Regions from separate parts of the Homo sapiens genome. Here region 2 is linked to region 1. The links are chromatin loops, found by intact Hi-C in ENCODE. Cell type or tissue: mammary epithelial cell. All regions are shown on one strand.

Region 1 (8,000 bases):
GCTTAGTTACCTCAAGTGAATCCACAGGTCCAATTATTCTCCGTGCAAATGGTTGGACTCCATTTTGACCAATGTTTATGGTGTTTGGCAATTTTTCAGTGGCTACTTTGCTCTGATATGATTAATTTATTGCATAATACTCTGCTTTGCATGTGTGGAGCCTAAATAATCTTAGTAGGCAGAAAGGAAATAAAAGACCTATGTCTTTCGAACTTGGAAACATTGGAAACATAACATCACCACGTCAATACTGCCAAAACCAATACCAGTTAGCCTCGATAAAGACAACTTGTATGTGCTGATGACACCCAGTCTTGGGACAGCCAGCCCTTCCCTTGTCCCATTCCTTGCCTTCTCTACCTTCAGAGATCCAAGCAGGGGAGAAGCAGCAGCCCCAGAACTTACCAAATCAGATTCAATCACCAGGAAACTCCTGGCATCTTCCCATCAGTATCTTTTCCTGTGGCTTTCCTGGGCCTCTTTCTTTGACAAAGTTACATAGAACACATGCTCTTATTAAATGGCTACACATGAGGTTGCCAACCCTTTTGTGGAAATATAAGGAACATACATATCTGTCAAATGAATGAATGAGTGAACTCAGGATCTATAAGTGTGGTGACTGCTGGGCTTCTGACCTTGGGAAAGTGTTTATCTACCTCTGTCCTTAGAGGATTTCCTGATGCCCTTACACTGTGAAATTCTTGCTTTCTCTGAGGTTTCTTATTCTGTTTCTATTTCCTTCAATCCCTTGCCACTTTTCTTTTGATCATTGGTATACGGTTGTGAAATGACTGCATAGGATAGGAAGCCTGGAGATGGAAAGAGCATGGGTTTTGAAATTACACCAACCCAGGTTAAAATCACCATTTGGCAAATCACTAGCTGGCAGCCTTGGGAGATATTACTTAACCTCATACAGCCTCAATTCCCCCACCTGAAAAACTGGAATAACTCTCTCTCTCTCTCTCTCTCTCTCTCTCTCTATATATATATATATATATATATATATATATATGTGTGTGTGTGTGTGTGTGTGTGTGTGTGTGTGTGTGTGTGTGTATAGCAAAAATGCATTAGAATTAAGATGAAATCTCCTGTGCAGATATACTAGGAATACTCATTTATTTTATCTAACACTCCTCTAGCACTTCCTGAAGTATGTCCCAGATGTTCCAGGTACTGCTCTAAGCATTCGATGTACCAATGAGGTAGTTGCTATTACTCCCTCCATTTCACAGAGAAAGCAACTGAAGAACAAATGGATTAAGTAACTTGACCAGGGTCTCATGGCTTGTAATTGGCAGAGGCAAGATTAAAACCAGTCTGGCTCGCTACGGAATCTGCACTCTCAACTACAGTCCAAAGCTGCCTGCCATAATGATGGCTTCCATTATTATTATTGTGATCATTGTCCTCATCACTATTACTATCATTATGACTACAACCAGGGGCACTTGGAAGACCTGGAATCAAGTGGAGATAAGCGGCGCATAGGGTGCTAGTTAGGCACAGAGCATCAGGGCGGCAAATCCAGACCTTTCCTTTCATTTTGTATCACAAAGCCTGTGGGAAGACATTATCACAAATGAACAGCCTAAAGCCAATGCCACAGCTCAGCATCCTCAGCTCTGTTCAGTGGTAAGTGTTCATGTAGCCCAAGGGCTCAAGGCCATTGCAAGCCATTGCATCTTCATATAATGCTAAAATTTTCACTCTTGTTCAGGTCTTCACCATACATTAGGTTGGTGAGGCAGCTCTTACGACAAAATTAATTTACAGAGGAAAAATATTTTTATTAAAAGATAGCTCTTTTAGCCAGACACATACCTGCTGTCTCCACTACTACGTAAGCTGAGGCAGGAAGATCACTTGAGAGCAGGAGTTTGGAGACTATGATGAGCTCTGATTGCACCTGTGAATAGTCACTGCACTCCAGCCTGGGCAACATAGAGAGACCCTGTCTCTTAAAAAAAAAAAAAAAAAAAGACTGCTCTTTTTAAGTACTCTTTCATTACATAGATGGCAATAACAAATATTCTCTCTTTTTAAAGATGAAACACTACTGAGCATCTGTCAAATAAGATGGCAACGTTTTCCTCCTCTCAGAAGCAGGAAAAGAATGTAAAATTATCGCTATGGGAAAAAAAAACTCACCTGCTACAGTCATCAGCTCAGTTTATTTGAAAGAAATCCTAGCTTGTCAACTTTGCTTTCCTCAACAAATGTCCCTGAAAGTAGCGGGATTTAGAGATTTCAAGAAAATGTGGAAGTAACTCTGTTCAGCTCAGCTCTATGGACAGAGGATGGGGAAAGAAGAGGGTGGTAGTTCCATATCAAGGTCTGTTGCTCAACCTTGAAAATAGAGACTCATACTTAATCACAGATGATTTTGATGCTATTGTTGGCAAAACAATAGGAAACCACATAGAACATGCCTTTATTTTCTAAAGACTAACCAGAAAGAATGATTTAGTTAAAATTTTCATGATTGTCACCACAATTCATTTCTTATCAAGAGCTACCCATATCTAGAAAAAGTGAAAATCAATAAAAAACAGTGAAATATTCCTGAAAGGTGCATGTAGGCTCTTCTCCCCTGCCCCTGCCTATTTATAGTACTTATAGGTGAATACATCCACTACGCCTATGATCCTCTGAGAGTGGTTGGATGCTTTTATCTTCCAACCTGGAAATATGTGAATGTAAAGCCATGATGTAACACACAGGAACACACCCTTTACCTAGGAACACACCCTTTGCCTAGGAACACACCCTTTGCCTAGGAACACACCCTTTCATGTACTTACATTTGAGACTAAATAAAAAGTCTCTGCAAATTTCATGAAATTATTTAAATACAAGGCACACTTGCAAACTATAATCATTTTGCATCTCAATGAAAGACACAGAATCATAATCAAAATTGCAATATCTAGTTTTAATGTACTGGATTACATTAAAATAGTATTACTATTTGAGAATCAAAAAGAAAAAAATATAAGTAAAAAGGCAAGAAAAATATTTTTTAATGTTGAAGTCCTGATAGGAGACTTTGCTATGTAGATTTAGGCATCAGGGAAGACTTTTCACATCAGAAATGCCAGCCACTTTCCCACAAGAAAGAATATTATGTGCACATCTTAATAATTCAGTTCACTAGAACTTTTTCTGATTCTCCTTCCTCTATTTGTAAAATAAACAATTTTAAAAAGCTTCATGTAGTAACCATGGAAAAAGAAAAAGGCATGTATTGATAATCTGAGATTGGTGATTTTTTTTTTTTTAAAGAATTGGTATGTCAAAAGCATATGCTGTGCCTCATGGCCAATATGGAAATGTCAGGGGTTTAATTGGCAGCTGTGAATAGCAGCACCTGCAAACAGCTCAGGGCTTGTTCCTGTGGTCTGGCAACATTCTTACTTAATGCTTTAAATAAAGGCTTACTCACTGGGACAGAAATAACTGACAATGGATGATTGATGATTGTCCATCACGCAATGGCTGACGTCTACCATTCACCAGGTCTGTTTACGAGCGCACGCCCAGATTTCATTAACAGGGGCATGACATCCAGGAGTGGGCCTGCCACAGATGGCCAGTCAGTAATCTAGTTCAAAACACCTAGAAGAGACCAAGATTTGTTAATCTGGAAAAATAGATTGTTGCAGATTCAGAATGCCTTATGAAGATGATTTTCAAAGTTCCCTTTTCTTTTTTTCTGCTTGTGTTCTTTTGTTTTGTCAATGTGTTTGGTTTCAAGTTCAATGTCAGGTTACATTTCTCTGATTCTTATTCCATACTGACTTTGCATTTGAAAGATGCGATGGCAGAAAGACGTATACAAGGAATTATATTTCTAATCATTAATTTATAACACTAATGTCTGGGGGACTATTCAAGCTTTGAGTATAGTCAATTTTACTATTTCAATTAGGAGGGCAAAAAAAGTGCAAAGAAATAAATCCACAGTGCATATACATGGCTAACGTGAATTTTCACACCTGGACATTCGTCAGCCCACAGCACGCCTCCAGGTACAGCCAAAAAACACACCAGCATATGTGGTGTACTGCAAAGAGCACTGGGATAGCAAACCTTTCCAAATAAACACCGCTAAATTAAAGCAGCTTTGCCCTGTTCAGTAAAACAGCCCATAGTATCTTGGGCTGACATGTTGTAGTATGAGACTAACACTAAGCTTTAGTTTTCTTCTTCCTGTTTCTCCTCCCTAAAGTCTCTTTTTCCCAGCTACAATGTTTTGTGGTACACATATACCTTGATTATTATTTCTCTCCAGTTAAGGATTAATCTCCTCTGATGCACTTACAAACCTTTTCATGGTTAGTGACTGGACCATGGGTTGGTTTGTTTGCTTGTTGGTGGGTTTTATTTTTTGGCCTACCTTTTGGACAGTGGCAGTTTCTACATCCTGTTTGGGAAAGGTGATGTCTTTGTCTTAAGTAATGGAGTCTTCCCCTAGAATTTTGCTCATTGCCTTTTCAACCACTTGTGAACTTATTTCTACAAATGGTTGTATTCTAGGCATTTCATTGGCAAAACTTGAGTAAAGTGGCCTATTTGTTTTTAGCCCTTTCTGAGTCTCACTGTATTCTCCTGAGGAAAATAGGGCAGGGATCATTTTCTTGTCATTTCAGTGCAAGAAAAGCTAGACCAAGAGAAGTCAAGCAACTGGAACCACATCCCACAACTTTAGCTAGCACAAGAGCCTCTACGAGCATCCAGGACTCACATGTGGCACTTGAGGGATCTTTCCACTGGGCTATTTGGGTGTGAGGCATGTGGACTGGATGGCACAGATCACCTGCTTTTTGGGGTCATCAATGAATATACAACCATAGCTAGAGAATGGCTGCCCTGCCAAAGTCCTAATTCAACCCCAAACAGTGTGCATAGCAGTGAACAAACATGGAGGACCAAGCATGTGCCAAAGGCCATGCTCTTTGCCATTCAGAACATTACTGCAAAATAAGAAAGGTCTGCCTTGCCTCTGAAATTGCTACCTTTGAATATGTATCTATCTTGGCTTTTTAAGTACTTTTTGTTTTGTTTTGTTTTGCTGTACAATCTGCTGTCTCTCCTTTTGTTTAATTGCATTCAGTTTTACAATTTCCCCCAGGAAAAGCAGCTAATTATATTTTAGCACAGAGAGAGGCAGGTGTTAGCTAAGATGTAAGAGTCCTAATTTTAGCCTTGATAATTCATGCAGTTTAGCTGGATCTCAATGTAAAGTCACCAGACTGGGTGTGTGAGCTCATCATTTTAGGCTTTCTGAAATTTGCATGGGATCATGTGACTACAGATTTGCACTTTGAGCTTGTAAATGACAAAGGGTTGGCAATAATTGAAATGGTTGTGTTGTAATCTTGTGTCCAAGGAAATATGGTCCAATGGTAAATCCAAATAAACTGAACATGGGAAGTGCATTTGGATAAGATCATTTGGATAAGCAGCCAGGCTTCTTGGGGTTGAACCCTGTCTGTACATTTCCTAGCTGTGTGACCTTGCGCAAGTCATTTAACCTCTCTGTGCTTCTGTTTCTTTATCTAAAAATTTAAGATAGGCCTGGGCGTGGTGGCTCACGCCTGTAATCCCAGCACTTTGGGAGGCTGAGGCGGGCAGATCACGAGGTCAGGAGATCGAGACCATCCTGGATAACATGGTGAAACCCCATCTCTACTAAAAATATAAAAAATTAGCCAGGTGTGGTGGCAGGCACCTGTAGTCCCAGCTACTTGGGAGGCTGAGGCAGGAGAACGGCATCAACCCAGGAGGCAGAGCTTGCAATGAGCTGAGATTGTGCCACTGCACTCCAGCCTGGGGGACAGAGAAAGACTCCATCTCAAGAAAAAAAAAATTAGGATAGTGTCAGTATATATCTGTAGGTCGTTGTGGGGATTAAATGAGGTAAGTTATGTAAAACTCATCACAATACCTGGGTCATAGCTAGGTATCTATATTTTTATATTCAGGGAATAATTGTATTGGAAAAGCCTAAGATTTTTGGAACAGCAACAGCAGCAAAGGCAGAAATTAGAGAAATATCCAGAAGCAAATTCTCCTCTAACAAATATTGGCATTTCAGAACATATCTGAAACAAATGTTTGCTCTTGAGATGAGTAGGTTCCCCAGTACTGAGATCATCTTCGTTTCCATGGACATGGCATTTACAGTCAAAATATCCAATTATATCCGTGAGAATACTCCTCCAATTGTTCTGATGTGTTTGTGTGTGTCTCTGTGTGTGCTTGTGTGTATGTAGGACTTTCTTCCAGGTTCAGAGATAGTAGGGGGCAGTGTCATGTAGACCAAACAACCAAACGACTTACTGAATTTTTTTCATCCCTACTGGTTGTTTTAAGTAGGGACAGCTCTGGCCCAACTCTGTTGACTGTAGCTTCTGAGCTGTTCTCACAGGGCCTACAGGGGAGTTACTGATTGTTTTCCCAGGAATCTGCCAAGTGCGGTGGTGTATGATGGAACATGCCACTTCCCTATCTCTGGAACCTGAGTATGAGTTGAGAATAATGATCATTTCTGCTAATGAGTAATTAAAAACAATTTCAAGACTACCTCTAACCTCTGCATTTGTGAATGCCACCCTTTCTTAAATGCTATACCGAGGTTCTTTGCTAAGGCTCAAAGTCTTCCATTCCTCTCTCTGACTCCAAATTCAATCAATCAAGTCTTCCTTTCTAGTAGTTCTCATATTTATTTTATTCACTCTATTTAAGATCCACTTTATCTTTCATTTGGACTATATAATGACCACCCATAGAGCCTTCCTGATTCTAATCTGTCTCCCTTGAAATCCCTAATCCAGCCTCCAAAGTGCCTCTAGAGTAATATTTTTTAAATCACAAACTTTTTCATGGTTCACCATTGTCCACAGAATCAAAGCCAAGTTTCTTTGTATTGCACAAAAGGCTTTGCATGATTTAGTTCCTGACAGCATGGCCAGCCTCATCTCCCTCCTCTTGCTGCCTGCGTTCTAACTACACAAAGCTGTTTGAAGTTTTGTATCTCTCTCTTCCCTTTTTCTCTCTCTGGTGTTTCATTCTTTAATGCTCTCCTAAACATTATTTCCTGTGTACAAATCATCTTCCTTTTGTGACTGTAGCATGCTTCTATTAATATTTTAAGATTTGCTCATGCCTGTAATCCCAGCACTTTGGGAGGCTAAGGTGGGCAGATCACGAGGTCAGGAGATCAAGACCCTCCTGGCCAACATGGTGAAACCCCGTCTCTATTAAAAATACAAAAATTAGCTGGGTGTGGTGGCGGGTGCCTGTAATCCCAGCTACTCGGGAGGCTGAGGCAGGAGAATTGCTTGCACCCGGGAGGTGGAGGTTGCAATGAGCCGAGATCACGCCACTGCACTCCAGCCTGGTGACAGAGCAAGACTCCATCTCAAATAAAATAAAATAAAATAAAATAAAATAAAGATTCTGCTTGGGTTTACCTTTTCCTTGACTTCTACAGAAAAAAAATTGTCATTTCTTCCTCTGGGCTATCTTTGTACAGATACAAATGAGATTGGTACACTGTATGGTATTTGTTTGTTTTACATCTGTTTCCTTTACTAGATAGTATGTCTTTGAATGTGGACCATTTCATTCATTTTTATTTCTATAATCATTATCATGGCCTTTAGGTACAAGGTAGATATACAATGTGCATTGTGAACAGTTATTAATAGTTACACAGTAATTCAAAGATTCATCTAGACAACTATATATAACATTGGATAAGAATTGAAAATTCTAGCTTGTGTAAATGAAGCATTTATTGAGAAACATGCCTTAGATTGAAACAATTCTTCATCTGATGCCTTTGATGATGCAACCCAGGCAAATACTTGCTTACCATCCTCAAAAATTCTATAACTCATCAAACTTAATTAAACGGTTAGAATCTTATCCTTTTAATTAGTGCTTGCACTTGAAAACTTTAAAAATAATGTCAATAATGACTAATA
Region 2 (8,000 bases), 210 kb before region 1:
CCTCTTGGTGCTGTCATGATTGTGAGAACAGGGAAAGGGCAGTCATGGCAACTTCAACCTGACAAAAGTAAGGCAACCAAGAACCAGACCCCTCAAGGAAGAGGACATGAGGCCCACCATGAGCCAAAGAAACATTTGGCTGAAAGTGAGAAAAACCCAGAATGAGTAGAACAGGAGAGTTATTTCTTCATTAATTACTTCCCAGCTGTAGCAGAGGGGACTATACATATCTGTCTTAAGTCTTTCTGAAATGTCAGGGACAGAGTGGACCTAATATGACACACGAGTGTCACTGAGTGGGGTAGGAGGTGAACTGTGGCAAATGCCACCTCCCCTTGGCCACCTTAGACGTCAGCTGCAGCCTGGTGAGCATTTCCATGCACATTGGCAGTGTCCTACATCAAGTCCCATGCCAGCATCACCTTACTTTTCTGACTCTAGAATTTTTCTTAAACAACAGAATCTCCGACAGCTTGTTTACCGGGCAGGCCATAAGTGCAGGGGAGTTAACTTCCCTAAGGACAACCCTCAGTCTGGATCCATACATATATATTGAGAACAAACTGTCTGCAACCACACAGCTTAATAGGAGCAAGAACTAAGACTACCTATATTATTATGACTTTATTATTCTAGGACTCAGCCTTAACCAGCTTTGTGGTTTGAAGCATCAAGTTCCTAGAGTGGACTAGACAAGATTGAAAGATGAATGGCAAAGATCACCAAGGTCACAATTACTTAGAAGTAAAAACTTCTAGATTGAAGAGTGTACCTTTAAACCCAGGATTAAGTCTCTAACTAGTGATGAAATGTCAATAAATGTTCATTGGAGCAAATAGCGCAAAGATTTAGAAGAATTGGCTCTAATAATGTTTTATACACAAACAAAATATATGAAAATTTCTACATTTTGTTTATGTGGAAATTTGCCTCACAAGACCTGTGTGTGTGGTGGTGGCAGGACACTCCACCAGGCACGGAAGGCCGAATTATTGCCACAAACAAGCTGTGAGATGCCAGGTGGCCATTTCATTTCTTTGGGCTTTCATTTATGCATTTGTAAAATAAAAGAATTGAACCAAATCATCTCAAGTACTTTGTACCTAAAATTATTAGATTTTCTAATGTATATCCTTAAGTTGTGTTTTCACAATGACTCATTCTGTTTTGATGAGGAAGCCAGCCTCCAATTACATCTCCAAAAAATAAAGACAAGTTGCAACCTGTTTAATCACATGCAATCAGTATCAAGTATGTATTACAGGTATCACAGATAATACAGAAAGAACCTATTGACTCTCCCCCTATTCTAGGACTCAACCCTAACTTGCTTTATGGTTTGGAGTGTGAAGTTCCTAGTCTGTAAAGAGAAGGGAGTTCTTGTATCTGCCCTCTAGATCTTTTCTAAACCTACAAACCTAAGACTAATGGCATCCCTCACCTCCCACAGCTTGTCTATGTTGTTTATTTCTCACCCATTGCTTCACTAAGGAAACTAACATTGCAACAGAGACCAGAGGGAACAGGACAGGGGCAACCACAATTCAAGCAGCTGGTTTTAGAGTCAGTAAAGCAACTGCTGTTCTATTTTCCACCTGCAAGTTAAAAAGTGAGTCAACTATTTCAAATGTTAGCTAAACATTCCTACCAAATCTAGTGCAGTAGATTCGGATTTGGAGTACAGAGAACTGGATTATAATTCCGATTCTGTCACCTGATGGCCATGTCACCTGGCCACATCACTTCATCTCTCTGTGATCCTGTTTCTCCAAGTGTAAAATGGGGATAATAGCAGGGAGATGCTGTGGAGATTCAGAAAGATTAAATACAGTAACCTACATGACAGAACCTGGTATAGCACCAGGCACCTAGAAGACCTTCGCTGAATGATTGGAAGGAGGATCTAGCTGTCTGCCAAAGAGAAGAAAATAGGAAACATGAAAACACTAATGAGTATAAACAGAAAGTGTACTGGATGCAGAGTGAGATTTGTGTTCTAATCTCAGTCATTACTAGCTGAGTGTCCTTGAACAAGTCAAGGTCTCACTTCTTCTCACCTCAATTTCTTCATCTGTAAAATGTTGGGCTTAACTGCCATGATTCTGCTTTAACATTCCAGGATTCTGCAATGACGTTAGTTTGCCATTGCTGATGTTAATGTTGTTTTCTTCTCAGTGATCCACATTCCAAGAAACCATTCTTGGAATGGAATAGGATACCTAAACCAACTCATCCTACTCATTCGTTGTAATGGAAAAATAATCAGTTCTTTATTATTTATGCCACAGGCATGACTCAGAGCATAAAAGTATGAGTAGAGGAAGTCTATGGCCCTTAAAGAAAAGCGCTAATAAATAATCTGTTTTAGAACTATAATTTTCTTTTTTTTTTTTTTTTTGTTTGAGATGGAGTCTCACTCTGTCGCCCAGGATGGAGTGCAGTGGCGCAATCTCTGCTCACTGCAAGCTCCGCCTGCTGGGTTCACGCCTTTCTCCTGCCTCAGCCTCCTAAGTAGCTGGGACTACAGGCGCATGCCACCACACCCAGCTAATTTTTTGTATTTTTAGTAGAGACAGGGTTTCACTGTGTTAGCCAGGATGGTCTCGATCTCCTGACCTCGTGATCCACCCGCCTCGGCCTCCCAAAGTGCTGGGATTACAGGCATAAGCCACCTTATGGCCTTAGAATTACAACTTTCAATAGGAAAAAAAAAACCCTATGAATTCTCCAAAAATCAACAGAAGCAACGTTAACCTTTTTTTCTCTAATAACAAGGTGGTTATCTCCAGTGCCTTCTAGAATATCTTTGTCTGTTATTCTTACTCCTCATAAGCCCCCAAGCCTAATACTATCCTCCTACAGCCATACATTCAAATCGAGCCTCAGGATCTCAAGCAAGGTCCTTCAATTGACCTACAAAATGGGTGTTACCTCTGCTGGTAAGGAGACTAGACCTCTCCCTTGAACAATGTCATATCCCATGGCATCACTATTCCTCTTCTTCAGATTAAAGGCTGGATGGTGATGAGCAGATTTCATCTTTCTGCCAAGAACAGATTGACCCTGAGGTAAGTAGATAGCTTACAGTCTATCCCAGGACAAATGCAGGTAGCAGGCCTTCTTTCTCAAACAACACAAGTTTCTAAAAATTCCTTTCACCTCCATTAAATTTAAAACATAGTGTATAGTACTCTTTTCTTTATTCCAAATATTAAAGTGCATATCCATGGTAAAAATGATAATTTCTCAAATAGATACAGTCCTATAAATCATCTAGGGATAACAAAAACTAAGTTTCAATGAACATGCCAATTCTAAATGTCATGTAGTGGTTGCCTGGAGTACTATGTTGTAAAGGACTGTGACCTGCATTTACACTCAGTGGGGATGCTGCATTCAGTGAGCCAGCGTTGCTTAGGAGGATGGGAGAAGTAGAAATAGATCACGTCTATTGTCCTTGACCTCGTCCGGTGATCAAATACTGGACCAAATCTGGCCACACTTATGCATTTATATATGTTCTGTAGCTGCTTTCCCTCTGCAGCAACAGAGCTGAATCTTGCATCAGAGTGTGTGGCCCACAAAACCTAAAATATATTTACTCCCTGGCTCTTTACAGAAAAGTTTGTCAACCCCTGATTGTAGTCCAGCCCTCTCATCTCACAAATAATAGAATTAAATATATCTTCCTGTTTTTCCTTTCAACTTAAACCTTAGATTCTGATTAGCTAATCAAATCAAAGTAATAGTGACTTCTTACTAGAGTGGTACAAGCTGAGATCACAGTTTGTTACATGGAAGAACCACCATATGTGGAATCAAACCATGACCCAGACACCCAAACCGTATGTCAACTGTATTCTCATCTTAGGGGTGATATTTCTGAATTTCAATCTAGAGTTTACTTATCATGTGGCTTTTCTAGTTAAAAAAAATAAAATAGTATAATTTTGACAGGAATAATAAAAAGTATGTTTCACAATTGTAAATTGTCTCTCCATTTAAGTACACATGTCTGTCATACCATTGAAAGGAGGAATAATAAATCCAATATTTATGGTTTCACTATGGGTTACTGGCATCCTTGTAGTTTAAATAGGTGACTAAGAAGAAATCCTGCTGGCAAGCAAATTTATACATACTTATTTTGTGCCTTGACACGCTGAAAGTGTTCACATAAAATAATATAAGGCTTCTATAGCCTTGATTATTTCTGAATACTGCAAAATCTTACACTGGTATTGCAAACACACTTTGAAAACAGCTGGGGTAATCATGTTTAGTCTCAATCTGTGCTGTCCAATACAGTGGCCACCTGCCCCACGTGGCTACTGAGCACTTAAAATGTGGCTAGTTCAAATTGAGGTATGTTGTATGGACTGGATTTCTAAGACATGGTATGAAAAAATGAATGTGAAATGTATCATTAGCAATTTTTTGTAATATTCTATGTTGAAATGATATTTTAGATATATTGGGTTAAATAAAATGTGTTATGAAAATTACTTTCACTGCTCTTACTTTTTTGATGTAGCTACTAAAAAATTTAAAATTATCTATACGGGTCATGTATTTCTTTTGGATGTGCTCTGGTGGAGAAATTTTTAAAAAATATTTATGAAAGCAAGCCCAATGAGATAGGGAAATTGATACACACTTATAGAAAATGTACTACGTTCCCATGCCTCTGCTGATGTCATAGCCCTAACAACAATGAGCAATGTTCAAGGAAAGAAATAGCCCAATAAGTCAACATCTACCTGTTTAACATTATGAGAAAACTGAGGTCATGTCTCATGACTAAAGGCCTAATCATCTACTTCTCTTCCTTTTAAAAGTTTTAAAATAGTCCAGCAAAATTAGCACATAATCCCTCCCCGTATACTCACCCTTTCAAAAAGGAGCATGGCCTGAAAAATATCTGTTGATCTAACAAAAATAAAGAGAAGTTATAAACCAGACACTATCATGCAAATAGTTGAGTTGGCCAAGAATTTACTTCAAGTAATACCACATGACATTGTTTGATCTCTTTTGTTTCAGCAAGGATAAAAAGGCCAGCCATAAGGAGACATGACAAATACCATTGAGTACTGCAGAGCAACTTGGCAGCTGCCCGAGGTAGAGCATCTTGTTTACATCACCACGCCAAGCCAGGAAGCAGAGTGAGGCTTTAGTCCCTGAGGCATTAAGTCCTCACCCTGATACCCCAATCCAGGTCTAGCCACCTCTCTCCAGACATAGTCCTGAGCATAACAGCTGTGGAGATCAGTTGCCTTTTCTGCGAAATTGTCATTAAACCATGAGTAATTTGGCACTATTTTCTGCATGATTTGTCCTCTCTGAAAATAAGCAGACTCAGGCTTGTGAAAATGGAAATTGATTTACTTTCTATCCTTCTTGAGCTCATCTATTTAAGGTCTACTTCTTCTGGGATGTGCCAGGAGACTGCACTACTTTCAAGTGGTGGAAATTTCTTAAAAAAAAAAAAATAAAAATAAGCTGAAGGAAACTTGGAATGAGAATGCACTTGGCTAATTGGTTTGCCATCTAGCACTACCTCTTTCTCTAAGCAGGGAGAATCAAGCCGCTGTCTGCTTGATGGGGCAGTGGCAGCCTCGTGTAACCTCTGTAGTTATCTTCTGACTACTCAGCTGAATCCACTGCATTCTACATATCTTTCTTATTTAACGTAGAGTATGCATTTAAAAATAATATTTCTGTAAACCTTATCAAGCAAAACATGGCATGACTCGATGCCAAATTATAGTGATGATTATTTTAAGAAGAATCACAGCGCTTTGGCCCAGTTTTTGGAAAATGTGATTAATAGCACTGCCAGTGCCTTCTAGTGAGCCAGCACCACAAACTAGCTATTTGATTTCATAACACAGTGCTGTTGTGATCACCAAAGCAACACTATCCGTTTAGGTGCTGGATTAGAATCCAGGCGAGTCCGCAGTATAGTCTTTACACTTCATCAACTTCCACACAGGACATAAATTGTACTAATATAGTAATATACTGAAATCTCAGACCAACTGTTTGTCATCGGATTAGAATGTGATGACACAGAATAAAGATGTGAGACAGAATCTGTGCTGAGGTCTAAATTCACATTGGAAGTCTGGGAAGAGAAGACTGTTTATAAAATTATAGCCCAGGAATTGCTGCCAAAGTCGGCCTTTGGTGCAGCTGTAAGTCGGATGGAATCCACCTTCCTGACGTCAGACCCACCCACTGGAACACTGCTCCTCTGACTGGGGCTTCCCTGAATGGAAACTACATGTCATACTGCAAAGTAAGTGCTGTCGTTCTGGAGCTGTCGGCACGATTCGATCTTTGTAGTGGGTTGATTATTTGTTCTTTTCCATCCAGCAAAAAGGCTATCAGCACACTTGTAGTTTTAGCATTCATATTTTTCATCCCCAAGTTCTGAGTTTTGCTCAAGCTGACAGATTTCTTGAGTTCTACTCCCTAGGACCTTCACATCTGATGATGGGGTGCTTTTTCATTTTCTTTCCTTCTGTTTTGTATTCTTCAATTCACTTCTTCATCTTCTCTTCCCAGGAAATGATGACCTCCTTTGTACAGATTCTGCTACCATAGACAATGTGCATTACCATTTACAAAACCCAAGGATACATTTTGGTTTTCTATTACTTAGAAAAATTGGGGCCATACGTAAAGACGCCATGGAATAGGTGTTTATGCAGAAGGTTTGTCTGGACTAAAAACAAAATGAAGTTTGATGTCATTATTTATACATTTCAGAAGCTCCTAGATTACTATCTTAAAGGTTGTTTTTGTTTTTAATATATGACATTTGAAGTTTCAGTCACAGTGTAAAAAATATTTAAATAAGTTTCAACTGGTTTGCCAGGGAAGCAGGATGGTAAGGGCGGTAGGCATAGGGCTAACCTAAGCTTCGGCTAATTGCTTTAATACACATCACACAAGGTGATCCTCATAAAGGGTTATATTATGAATTCAATTATATAAGTAAGAAAACTGGTGTTGAGAGATGTGAAGTGACTTGTCCAAAGTTACCTCCTATGCAGCAGAGTCTACATGACTAGAATCCAAGTCTTCTGGCTCATTTTTGTTTGTATATAATTTATTTGCTTTTATTTTTAATTTTACATAGATAACTATATCACTAAGTAATGTATCATTTAGGTTTCCATGACATGATGTAAGTGTAGTCATTCCACATGTTACCGGCCTTTTTTTTTTTTTTTTTTTTTTTTTAAGAGATGAGGTCTCATTATTTTGCCTAGGCTGGTCTTGAACTCCTGGGCTCAAGCAATCCTTCCGCCTTGGTCTCCCAAAGTGCTGTGATTATAGGCTTGAGCCACTACACTCGGACCTGTTACTGACAATTTTTTTTCTTTTTCTTTTTTGTTGTGCTCTGTCGCCCAGGCTGGAGTGCAGTGGTGGGATCTCGGCTCACTGCAAGCTCCACCTCCTGGGTTCACGCCATTCTCTTGCCTCAGCCTCCCAACTAGCTGGGACTACAGGTACCCGCCACCACGGCCGGCTAATTTTTTTGTATTTTTAGTAGAGACGGGGTTTCACCATGTTAGCCAGGATGGTCTCGATCCCCTGACCTCATGATCTGCCCATCTTGGCCTCCCAAAGTTCTGGGATTACAGGCGTGAGCCACCGCTCCCAGCCAACATTTTTTAAAAAACACTTTTTGAGGTATAATGGACATACAAAAAGCTGTACATATTTAAAGTATACAACTTGAGTTTATGGGTAAGTATATACCCATGTAACCATTACCACAGTCAATGTCATAAACATGTCCATCACCTCTAAAAGCTTCCTCCCACCCTCTTTATTATTATTGTTTATTGTCATAAGAACACTTGACAGAAGATCTACCCTTTTAGCAAATTTTTAAATATACCATATAGTATTATTAACTATAGGCACTATTCTGTACAGTAATATATCTCTAGAACTCACTCATCTTGCATAACTGAAAATTTGTA

The links. A loop is a pair of places that touch in the nucleus more often than their neighbours do. Peaks named below come from ENCODE experiments on the same cell type or tissue, not always from the same donor. Only the 100,000 strongest peaks of a DNase experiment are listed, where the experiment ranks them.
Region 2: it touches region 1 in a loop (4-fold over the local background); 3 of 110 quality-filtered maps call a loop at or near these places.

The regions. Positions count from the first base shown.
Region 1 is chr2:67,460,573-67,468,572 of GRCh38, forward strand. LOC107985891 (a long non-coding RNA gene) reads right to left here and starts at 3,925. Exons shown (of 3, transcript XR_001739520.2): 1 at 3,452-3,925; 2 at 1,831-1,966. RefSeq lists an enhancer at 3,219-3,799. In mammary epithelial cell, no CTCF peak of the experiment used is centred here; DNase peaks (open chromatin) are centred at 2,389, 2,709 and 3,479; H3K27ac peaks cover 2,051 bases.
Region 2 is chr2:67,254,907-67,262,906 of GRCh38, forward strand. The region is part of intron 1 of LINC01828 (long intergenic non-protein coding RNA 1828); the gene reads left to right. Among named protein-coding and RNA genes, the nearest start is that of LINC01829, 44 kb to the left of the region's middle. In mammary epithelial cell, no CTCF peak of the experiment used is centred here; DNase peaks (open chromatin) are centred at 1,235, 1,495, 4,935, 5,085 and 1 weaker place; H3K27ac peaks cover 3,915 bases.